3 separate regions of the Homo sapiens genome follow, and all the other regions are linked to region 2. A link is a contact called in ENCODE Hi-C or POLR2A ChIA-PET data. All regions are on one chromosome and are shown on one strand. Each heading gives the region's core, a stretch centred on a gene start or an enhancer-like site at or near the end of the contact. The rest is flanking DNA. Distances are from core to core; before and after follow the strand shown. Region 1 holds the start of PIH1D2 (PIH1 domain containing 2). Region 2 has its middle 4.8 kb from the start of LINC02732. Region 3 holds the start of ALG9 (ALG9 alpha-1,2-mannosyltransferase).

Region 1 (3,918 bases), core at 1,177-3,676, 1.7 Mb before region 2:
TGAATTAGATTCCATTCTTATCATTATAATCTAATTAGCCACCAACTTCTTTGGATTCTATCTCCTAAATTCCTCTTCTTCATCCCTGCTGTCACTAATTTCATGCGAACCCTCATCATCTCTCACCTGTAATACTGCAATTGCCTCCTAATTACTCTCCCTTCTGTATCTCCCCATCTGATTCATTCCCTACCCAGCTGACAAACCATCTTTCTAAAATATAACTATGATCATGCCACACCCTGTTTAAAAACATTTGATGGCTTCTTTATTGCCTAGAGGAAGAAGTCTCAGCTCCAAACATCACAATCCAACTCTAATTACCACTGAGGCCTTATCTTCTGCCACTATCCCCTACCTTCCCTGCTTTCTGGATAAATTTCTTGCCATGCCCCAAGTGATTAATGCTCTTTCTCGTTGCCATATTAATGCATGATGCTGTCTATCCAGAATGATATTTCATACCTGGTAAACGTATACCTATTCAAGAACCAGTTCAAAGATCAGCAGCTGAAATACCACTAATTCTGTAAAATCTTTTCTAATTCCCCAGTGTAGATTTTATTATTTCCTCCTTAGTGCTCCAAAGCACTTTGCAAATATCTCTGTTATACAGTACTTATCAAACTGTATTATAATTATCTATTTTATTCATCATTTTATTTCCTACTGTGTACGGAAGCTTCCAAAAACTAGATGACAAGAATATTCTTTGTATCTCCCAGTTGTTCCAAAATAATGCTTGGCACACTGCTTGCCTTCAGTAAGCGTTGAGGAGTAACTAGGTTGTACCTCCCACCTTATTGTGAGCATCTGTGTGCCGGATGACATTCCTCAGGAGGACCTTCCCCAGTGGAATCCGGGACATTCTTCAATCTGAAATGAATCAACAAATAACGTTTAGTAATAATTTCTGTTATTACTTTATCTTTTCTTGAAGTTTTATAAAGAAGCATATGAGGTACAGGAAAGATCACTGAACTAGAAGTCAGAGATTCTAAAGAATAGTTTTCCCTTTACCATTAAAAGAGGGAAATGCCTAAACACACTAATGTGAGATGAAAGGAGATAATGTACATTAAAGTTCTTTGAAAATGCACAAGACTACATAAAATTAAGTGCTTTCATGAGCACCATTTTATTTAATCCTCATAACTACTTTTTATATGAGGCAAGTATCTCCATCCCTATTTTGTAGATGAAGTTCCCTTAAAGCTGTAACGTCCCAAGCCACATAGTCCCAGGCAAATGATGTATGTCACTGTCTAAATTAAAAATCAAACCTCCAATCCCAATATAGTTTGCACTGAAGCAAATACGTAGATTTGAGAGTGTCAGGAACCACGGGTGTCAACAGTAACAGAAACTGATTACTCAAAACATCAAATGCAAAGATGTCCTAAATTTCTCCATTTGGGGGCATTTTATTTCCTACTTGCTACGGAAGCTTCCAAAAACTAGATGACAAGAATATTTTCGTGTGTAGCTAGCAGGAGCTTTGTGCAACCACCCCAACGCTCACTCACCCCTTGATCCTGAGGAAATCAGGCATCTTGCTAGTGAGACGAAGAACCACTCCATTACAAGATCTCCTCCGACCCAGGAAGCCAAGGAGTCAGGGCTCAAAGGCAGCTCTGCAGCTTCACCCGAGTCCTTCGTGAAAACGCAGCCTTCCCACTGGTTACTCTGCCCTCACCTGTGGCCCAGGCCACTGCCGCGTTTCCCCCAGCCCAGACCGACAGGCAGATCTCTCTCCCGGACTGAGGCCGGAGGCTGAGCCGGGGCGGAATTCGGACAGCCCGGTTGACCTGGGCATTCCCCGCTCACGCTCCTCTAGGACGAACCCCGGGGGTAAGTTTCACTCCCCAGAAAGGCTGGGAACGCTTTGGATGGCTACGGCCTTCGGTTGGGCCCCAGAAAGTATCTAGGGAGCCTGAAGCGGGGGTTGAGGTTTCCAAGTGGAAGACAGAGGAAATATCCCCATCTTTGTCACCGGGATCCCTGTTCCCCAGCGGCCTCGGAGCTCCCGGTAACCTTCCCTCCAAACGCCCTCCCCACACAAATACACACAAACACACCCATACCGTGCGCCGCAGCCTCGCGTGGCGGGGGGTAGGGGGGAAGAAGTGGTTTGGGAGAAAAAGGAGGAGACTTCCTTTTCAGGCCGGAAGTCGTGCTCCTGAGAAATCGTCCCACCAACAGGCAGCCCAGAGACTCCCACAAGGGAGGGTTTTCAGGACACTCCAGAGGTTGACGGGTGCAGAAGGAAGGCGGGCGCTTTCCTGGAAGAGAAGTGGGTCAGGCCCAACTGAAAAGCAAGCCTGGCACCAGAAGGGGGACATTCCGGAACTAGATATGAAGAGACTTTTCTCCCTGAAGTTCCCCGGACCCAATTAGATGTTGTACCCAGGCTGGTTACCCTGGTAACAGGCGTCGCGGTTTGTCAAGGAACTGAGAGAAGAGGTGGGTTTGCCAACCTATAGAATGATTACCCGTTAGAACTGAGAGAAGAGGTGGGTTTGCAGACCTATGGAATGATTATCCGTTAGTTAAGTTTCCCGTTTAGCATAACCCTTACACAGTAATTGAAGAATCTAAACCTCTTTTCCTCATTCTAAAGATGCTGTGGGACACCTCTCCAATGGGAGAAGAGGCTAAGGAGATTTATCTGAAGACGTAGAGAAGTGTCCCAGCCTCTCTATTAGCTTACTTAATCTCGCAATAATCCTATGGTAGAGGTATTATCGTCTTCATTTTGAACAGAACATTAATTGCTCAAGGTCACAGAGCTAGTGAGAGATAGAACTAAGACCGGAATCTAGGCATTCTGGCTCACAAGTCCATGCTTTGAAATACTAAACTATACTGAGGATTAAGGAAGTCTTATGTGGCCCTCACCCCACACCACACCTCTGGCAATTTCAGAACTGGGGAGCCACCAGTCAGGTGTTGGAACAAGAAGATCAGGAAACCCAGACTTAAAATGATTACTCTGACTTGTCAGGGTCCAAATAGAAGTAAGGCCTTATCTGAGAGGACAATGTGAGAATTTAGGAAGAGGTACTAGATAATTAAAGAATAAGGAAAACATAAAGTGGTGCTGATCCACAACCTTTTAGACACAAATGCTGTCCTAACTTCACCAAAACAATTCCTGACCCATTCCACCTCCCCAAAGCAGAAATGAATCAATAATTACACAGACAGTTTTCTTCCTGAAGTCGTGTTTTTCCACAGGCTTAAGAAAATTATTCACCACTCATAAGTCATGGAGACATCCTCAAAAGGTCTGCTTACCCAAGTTACTCAGTTTTGGAACCTCCTAGATGATCTAGCTCAGAGTGACCCTGAGGGCTATGAGAAGTTTATTCAGCAGCAGCTGAAAGAAGGGAAACAGCTCTGTGCTGCCCCAGAACCACAGCTTTGTCTACAGACCAGGATTCTGGTATGTCGAGTTGGTGCCAGGGATGGGGAGGTCTTGAATGAAATGATCCCAGAATAACCAGAGAATACTTTACACTTAGGTATTGCTAATTTTTTTTGTTTTTTTTTTGTTTTGTTTTGTTTTGTTTTGTTTTTTGAGACAGAGTCTTACTTTGTCACCAGGCTGGAGTGCAATGGTGTGGTCTTGGCTCGCTGCAACCTCTGCCTCCCGGGTTTAAGCGATTCTCCTGCCTCAGCCTCCCAAGTAGCTGGGATTACAGGTGTGTACTACCATGCCCGGCTAATTTTTGTATTATTAGTAGAGGCGGGGTTTCACCATGTTGGCCAGGCTGGTCTTGAACTCCTGACTTCAGGTGATCCACCTGACTCAGCCTCCCAAAGTGCTGGGATTACAGGCATGAGCCACTGCGCCTGGCAGACTTTTTTTTTTTTTTTTTTTTTTTTTTTTTGAGATAGGGTCTTGCTGGCTCTGTC
Region 2 (3,552 bases), core at 1,053-3,552:
TGATAGACTCACTGTAGCCCACCAGCCCAACCACCCTGAGAAGGAGATCAGACAAAATCTGTCATTAGAGTGATCATTCCAAATCTCAGATTATAACATGGTAGTCTCTGATTCCAGTGCCAACAACAAAATGTCAGTGTGGTTATTCAATGTTTTGTGACTTGGCTGGGTAAAGGCACAAAGGATCTTTGGCAATAGGTGGCTGGTGGGAAGAAAAATGGAGTCCTACTCTTTGGGATCATCCACTACTGGAATGGAAGGTGGGCTAGGAGGAACTGACCAAGCTACAAAGGCTGACCGTGGAGATGGTTATTTGGTGAATCAAGGGTAGGAGAGCTTAACAGTCCCAGCTGCCAATCTAGAAGTTTTTAGTACTGCCATGATGCCAGAGGGTGACGGTAATAAGTTAGGATGGCAGCAAATTACACTCTTCAATTTTTTACCCTAGAAAGCATGCATATAGCCAGGTGCAGTGGCACGCACCTGTAGTCCCAGCTACTTGGGAGGCTGAGGCAGGAGGATTGCTTGAGCCCAGGAGTTTGAGACTAGCCTGGGCAACACAGCAAGACTCACATCTCAAAAAAAAAAAAAGCATGCATATTAATCCTTGTTGCTGACTCCATTCATTCCTTCAATAGTTAAGCACAAACTCTATGCAAGGATTTGTATTAGGCACTGGGTACACAACAGAAAAGGAAAGCCAGCACAGTGACCTCCTTGGTAAGTTTTGTCAAATAACTTGGCATGTGCCATTCTTCTTTATTGTGTTGTCAGTGTTAGAATGGGTTTTGGACCAGCGAATGGGGCTTCTAGCCAGTGCATTTATACAAACAGTTCTCAGATGTGCCACAAATATGTGGCCAACATAACATTACAGCCCCCATTCCTGCTTAGGAATAATGACAGTTTTTTAGTAAATGACATCCTTTAAAGGCAAATTACACATATTGGTGGTTTCTGGATGTTTTAAGGTTTCCACGTAGTTTTTTCAACTGACAATCCCTGTATAGGGATCTTGGAGAGTTAATCATCACACCACAGTTTTCAGCAATACACTCATATGTTTATACTGACAGTCAAGACATGTTGGTGGCCCAAAATGAAATGATTACATTTTGTAGAACCTCCTTCCCATAGGAGGAGTGGTAACGAAAATGTCTCTGGAGAAGAAACTAGTTCATATCACTCAGAATTAATGTCCATCCAGAAAGAACACATACAAATAAAAAGATATGTCATATTCTTGGCTTGGAAGACACACATTGTAAATATGTCAGTTTTCTCTGAAACTGATCTATAAATTTTTTACAGCTCAATAACAATTCCAAAATTCTAATGGAATTCTTTTGGAACTTGGCAAAAAATATTAAAATTTGTCTGGAAAATAAAAATATGCCCGAATAGCCAAGAAAATTCTAACACAGAAGAATATTAGGGAGAGCTTTGCCAGTTATTTAAACTGCAGTATTTATTGCTGATATACTGCTGCAGGAATGGACAGATGATCAATAAAACCAAATAGTGAGAACAGAAGCAGATCCAAATACAAATGAGATTGGATTATATAATAAAGTGGGGAAAAGAAACACATTATTCAGACAACAGGCTAGTCATTTGGAAAATGAATAAAGTTGGTCCCTACCTTGAACTTCCAGATGGAATAAAGATTTAAATTTGTAAGAAATTATAAAGTACTACAAAGTTAGGCCAGGTGTGGTAGCTCATGCCTGTAATCCTAGCACTTTGGAAGGCTGAGGAGGGCAGGTCACTTGAGGCCAGGAGTTCGAGACCAGCCTGACAAACATGGTGAAACCCTGTCTCTACTAAAAATACAAAAAATTAGCCAGGCGAGGTGGTTGGTGCCTATAATCCCAGCTACTCGGGAGGCTGAGACAGGAGAATTGCTTGAACCCAGGAGGCGGAGGTTGCGTGAGCCAAGATTGTGCCTCTGAACTCCAGCCTGCATGACAGAGCCAGACCCTGTCTCAAAACAAAGAAACAAAAAAGTAATACAAACTTTCAGATGAATTTTTAAATATAATTTTTAAGTGAAGGAGGACTTGAGGCCTGACACTTGGCTGTTCAGGCATCAGATTCCCTACCTTTGAGGGAGGAATTCCCCACTGTGAGTGATTGTGGCGTGACAGAGCGCACTGTCTCCTGGAGCTGGAGGAGACCCATTCTACCCCAGCCCACACATACGGCCTTGTGGAAACTCCCTGTGGCTTGCTGATTAAAGAAGAAAATGTTCAAGACTAGTTTCCAGATGACTCTTCCCTGGTCTAAGGACACTAGCACAATTAGGACTATTGTTGCAACTTTCACCCGCTTAGGGGCGGCCTTGAAAGACAATTGAGAAGGAAAATCTTCCCAGGGGCAGAACTCTAAGCAGTACATCTCATGATCCACCTTCCTGGAAGGAGAAATGACCTTAGGATTTAGAATCCAAAGGGACAAAAAAAAAATGTTTCAGTCAAGGGACATATTAAAGAGCTCACTGAATAGGAAAGTGAAACTCTTACTTTGCCACTTTTTGGCAAACAGAAAAGAACGTCTGGGTATAGACTGGGTGATTAATTCTGAGTATAAAAGAAAAAGAGTTATTTCAGCATAATAGGAGAAGAGAGGTGACCCCAGATACATTTCCTCAGTCTCCCCAGCCAGGATGCTAGTAACAAGACATAGGCAGGACTGCTGAGGACTCAGATTCCTTGGAAATGAAAGTTTGGGTCACTCCAAGAAGTAAAGAACTCTACTAGCTTAACACCAAGTTGAGAGCAAAGAATCATTTTTGTCATTTCAAAGACAGCACAAATGCATTTTGGCTTATGAAACCCAGGAAGCAGACTGACTAATTTTGACTTGTCACTATCGCCCCATTTTAAGCACAAGGCCTGTTCACATTTCAGAGAATATATGTCTTCTTGTTCACTGATAACTCTGCAGAGGAAGTCTATAACATCTGCTGTTTTTTTATCCTGTTCTCTCTTCAGCCTCCTTCATCTCTGCCTCCTAGGCCTTGGAATGAACTCTCCAACTCTTTCTCTTTCGTAGTCCCTCAATTCACCAGGTGTTTCCCACCTCTGTGCACTTGCGCCATGAGCTCTTCCTCCACCCTCTCCCTCCATGGCTGCTTACTGACTGCCAATTGAGATTCACCCTGACAGTCCCCTCTGAAGCCTCACCAGTGTAGGCCCAACAGAACTGACCACTTCCCCCTTACTTCTGTCAGAGTACCTATAATACTTTATTGGCATTATAGGTTTGCATGTTTGTCCCTGCTTAGCAGACTTCTTACTTATTTACCTATTTACTTTTGAAACAAGGCCTTGCTCTGTCACCCAGGCTGGAGTGTTGTAGCATGATCATTGCTCACTGAAGCCTCAAACTTCTGGGCACAAGGGATTCTCCTGCCTCAGCCTGCTTGGCAGCTGGTACTGTCAGAGGCATTTGAACCATAGCAACTCCATCTAGAATAGGAGCTAGGTAAAATGAGGCTGAGACCTACTGGGCTGCATTCCCAGACAGTTAAGGCATTCTAAGTCATAGAAT
Region 3 (3,776 bases), core at 611-3,110, 1.5 Mb before region 2:
CTCTCCACATTGACTATTTTGCTAACTGATGGCAGGTAATGTGATTTATCCCTTTCTTCTATCCTCAGTAGTGCTTGGTACATGTATAAGGTAGCGTTTGAAAGCTGGATCTTAAAACAAGGGCAGGAATGTGAAGGGAGAATTGTTAGGCAAGTAGGGTGTGCATTTTGGGCAGAGGACATCCATAAACAGAGATATAGATAAGGGAGCATTTGGGGGCACTTTCTAGGCTAGTTAGCTGGGATGTAAAGTGTGCATAGGAAAGTAGTGGGAGATAAGATTGGAACGGTAAGTTGGGGCTGGAGTTCATGAATACCAAATGCTAGAATAAGGAGTTTGTACTTTATTTGGTAGGCAATAGGAAAACATCCGGTGGTTTTTTATTAAGGAAGTGCCCCAGAGTAGTGCTTTGGAAAATTAACTGGTTAATGTTGCACAGGATGAATTTGAGATGAGTGATCCCTGTGGAGATGCTATTGTGTTAGTCCTACGTAGACAGGGAGGGACCTGCATTAGACTTAAATGAAAAGGAGGAGATGGGTATATGAGATACAGTTAGGCTGGGTGTAGTGGCTCACGCCTATAATCCCAGCATTCTGGGAGGCTGAGGTAAGTGGATCACTTGAGGCCAGGAGTTCCAGACCAGCCTGGCCAACATGACGAAACCTAATCTCTACTAAAAATACAAAAATTAGCCAGTGTGGTGGCAATAGTCCCTGCTACTAGGGAGGCTGAGGCAAGACAATCTCTTGAACCTAGGGGGCAGAGGTTGCAGTAAGCTGAGATTGTGCCACTGCACTCTAGCCTGGGTGAGCAAGGAAGACTCTTGTCTCAAAAAAAAAAAAAAAAAAAGAAGAAAAAGAAAAGAAAAAAAGAGTTAAGCTGGATATTTGAACTTGGTAACTAATGACTGCATGTGAGAATTGAGCAATATGATCAATCTCCATTTTCAATACTTGGGAATTTTTAGTAGGAAATCACAACCTTCTGAGACCTTGTCAAGAGATTAGCATTCCCTCTATAAACTTGTCCCAGTTACTGGCATGGAGCTCGACAGGGTAGGATATAGCTCTGTGATTAGAGGAGTGGATAGAGTGTCAGGATTAGATGAATGACCCCCAAGATATGGGGGTCACAGGTATGATATCATCAATGTGCCAGTATAAAAATGATTGTAGGAAATGAAGACCTTTCACCAGATCTGGTGGGAAGAGAGAGCATGGGCTTTCCGGTAAGATAGTCCTGGGCTGGAACATAGCTCCACCATTTACTAGCTCCAAGTTTATTTAGTTTCCTGGTAAATAAAACAAGGTTGTTGTATTAAGTTTAAAAAGGATAAAATATGTAAAATGCCTACCACAATGCCGTAGTAGCGATGACAGTGATGGACATCTGGTTCAATTTGCCGCACAGAATTTCATCAGTCTACACTCTGCCATTACCGGTTTGTCTCTCTGAAGCAGTTTTTAGCTACAGGCTGCCTCTGTCACTCTTACCAAAATACAGAGAAGGCAAGGTGTTAAAAATGACATTTTAAGGACCTTTTAGTAGATAGCTGTGCTGTGATATTTAACTGAATACTTCACATCTCACTATGTAGATTTCTTTAATCACTTTCTATTTGTTTTTTCATTTAAATAGGGGAGCTGAGAGGTGGTTTTTTTTTTTTTTGAGAATGGAGAATGCTGAAAAGTGACGGAAAAGAGGGTTGGAGGGAGGTAGGAATGGCTAGAGTTAGAAGCAGGTGGATGGGACAGCCCTGATGAAGAAACTCCTCAGGTTCTATTTCTTCGCTACTCGGGGATCTGCCCCAATTGGCCCAGTAACGCTATAATTTAGTATTTTCTGCGCATGTCAAGGTCTTTTGTCCCTCGGCGGACACCGTTTGCCAGCCAAAGCTATGTCTGCGCGCTCACCGACTTCATAGGGTGCCGAATTCTTTTTTCCCCAGGCTTGCCATGGCTAGTCGAGGGGCTCGGCAGCGCCTGAAGGGCAGCGGGGCCAGCAGTGGGGATACGGCCCCGGCTGCGGACAAGCTGCGGGAGCTGCTGGGCAGCCGAGAGGCGGGCGGCGCGGAGCACCGGACCGAGTACGTGTGCGGCGCGGCAGGGGCGTGGCCGGCCGGCGGGGCGGTTCGGGGCTGCCCCCGGGAGGGTCTTAGCTGTGGCGCGCGGGGCTCAGTCCGGCCTGGCCTCACCGCGGGAGGCCCGAGCTCCCTCTTCAGCTAGGTCCTATTGGTCTTCCTGGGCGGGTCAGCATTCAGTCTTCGCCCACCTTAGATCCCTCCACTGCGCTGTAAAACTGCCTTGGAGTGCGGATCTGTGATGCTCCTGGGCCAGGCCTAGAGTGGGCACAGCCTCTGTGGGAGATGTAGACAGGATCAAAGAGTATACCTTTTACGGCTGTTCCTCACAGCTCCTTTTATTCTCCCTCAAGTCCCGACCCTTTACTGGGCCCATCCAACCCGCCATCACCTCTTCCCAAACCCTGGAGGCTGCAGGTTAGAACTGCATTAAGGGAGCTGTCAACATATGGAATTGGAGTAGGCTATGTACCTTGCACCTAGGCTTCTATCTGAACATAAGGGGGAATGAATAAAGCCATCAAAAGCAATGACCTTGTTAAGAAAAGAAAGAAAAGGAGAATGACAGCTTTGTGGCCTTCAAGTGAGTGATTAGTTGGCTTGGGATAAATGGAGTGACATAAATGCATTGAGCTAAAGTGTATGAGTTAATTTATGCCTTAAAAGCAGGAAGTGGAAGGAGTGATTGAGTGATTAAAGTCAATTCTTCAGAAGGCTGAGGCAGGAGGATTACTTGAGCCTAGGAGTTTAAGTCCAGCCTGGGCAACATAGCAAGACCCTATCTCATAAAAATTTTTTCTTAAAAATCTGAATTTTTATTAATTTTACTGAGAAAAAACAACTAGCTATTCACCTTTTTAGGTGAATAACTTAAGTGCTTTGATGTCCCTTGCCCTTTTTGTCCTTTCTATCTAGATTTAGGTCTTCTGATTAGCAGGTCCTTCCTGACATGCTTTTTTTTTTTTTTTTTTTTTTGCTTTTGAACAGGTTATCTGGGAACAAAGCAGGACAAGTCTGGGCACCTGAAGGATCTACTGCTTTCAAGTGTCTGCTTTCAGCAAGGTTATGTGCTGCTCTCCTGAGCAACATCTCTGACTGTGATGAAACATTCAACTACTGGGAGCCAGTAGGTGATTTCTTTAGTTTTCTCTTTTTGTTCTTGATTTTGCAGCATAGGTGTTATTACCAATCGAGAGACAAATAATATACAAGTGTGACTCCTAGTAAAATAACTGTATTTTCTTAAAAAAAAAAACAAAAAAACAGGCCTATAATCCCAGCACTTTGGGAGGCTGAGGCCGGTGAATTGCCTGAGGTCAGAAATTCGAGACCAGCCTGACCAACATGGTGAAACCCCGACTCTACTAAAAATACAAAAATTAGCCGGGCATGGTGGTGGGCGCCTGTAGTCCCAGCTACTCGGGAGGCTGAGGCAGGAGAAATGCTTGATCATGGGAGGCAGAGTTTACAGTGAGCCGAGATCACACCATTGCACTCCAGCCTGGGCAACAGAGCGAGACTCTGTCTCAAAAAACAGAGATGGGGGCTCATTATGTCACCGAGGCTGGTATTTAACTCCTAGGCTCAAGCGATCCTCTCACCTCGCCTTCCAAAGTGTTGGGATTACAGGCGTGAGCCACTGGGCCTGGCCAGTAACATGTTTTCACTTTTGTATTCTAAGCGGATGATTTAC

The links. Hi-C counts contacts between places; a loop is a spot of excess contacts on that map. ChIA-PET counts read pairs that join two places held with the same protein, here RNA polymerase II (POLR2A). Pooled maps may share reads with other maps.
Region 1: a loop to region 2 is called in a pooled map, with 2.3 times the contacts of the local background. The contact joins the promoter of PIH1D2 here to the enhancer-like site in region 2. A Hi-C loop is called at or near these places in 1 of 37 single-sample maps with no recorded cell type and 1 of 50 pooled maps. POLR2A ChIA-PET finds 5 or more read pairs at or near these places in 1 of 52 experiments (activated T-cell).
Region 3: a pooled map shows a loop between it and region 2 (3-fold over the local background). The contact joins the promoter of ALG9 here to the enhancer-like site in region 2. A Hi-C loop is called at or near these places in 4 of 50 pooled maps. POLR2A ChIA-PET finds 5 or more read pairs at or near these places in 2 of 52 experiments (CD8-positive, alpha-beta memory T cell and GM12878).

The regions. Positions count from the first base shown.
Region 1 is chr11:112,072,525-112,076,442 of GRCh38, reverse strand. It overlaps PIH1D2 (PIH1 domain containing 2), which reads left to right and starts at 2,426. Exons shown (of 6, transcript NM_138789.4): 1 at 2,426-2,463; 2 at 3,238-3,445. The coding sequence starts at 3,269. NKAPD1 (NKAP domain containing 1) reads right to left here and starts at 2,144. Exons shown (of 6, transcript NM_018195.4): 1 at 1,527-2,144; 2 at 800-876. The coding sequence starts at 868. RefSeq lists enhancers at 1,652-1,701, 1,762-1,881, 2,292-2,341.
Region 2 is chr11:110,348,546-110,352,097 of GRCh38, reverse strand. No RefSeq gene overlaps it. Among named protein-coding and RNA genes, the nearest start is that of LINC02732, 4.8 kb to the left of the region's middle. RefSeq lists enhancers at 2,002-2,531, 3,132-3,181. Within about 2 kb of position 2,302, at least 3 of the 41 ENCODE cell types and tissues checked have a DNase peak (open chromatin) inside an H3K27ac peak, as active enhancers do; they include GM12878, where a contact is called at or near this core.
Region 3 is chr11:111,869,665-111,873,440 of GRCh38, reverse strand. ALG9 (ALG9 alpha-1,2-mannosyltransferase) reads left to right here and starts at 1,860. Exons shown (of 15, transcript NM_024740.2): 1 at 1,860-2,089; 2 at 3,071-3,209. The coding sequence starts at 1,959. RefSeq lists a silencer at 1,915-2,224.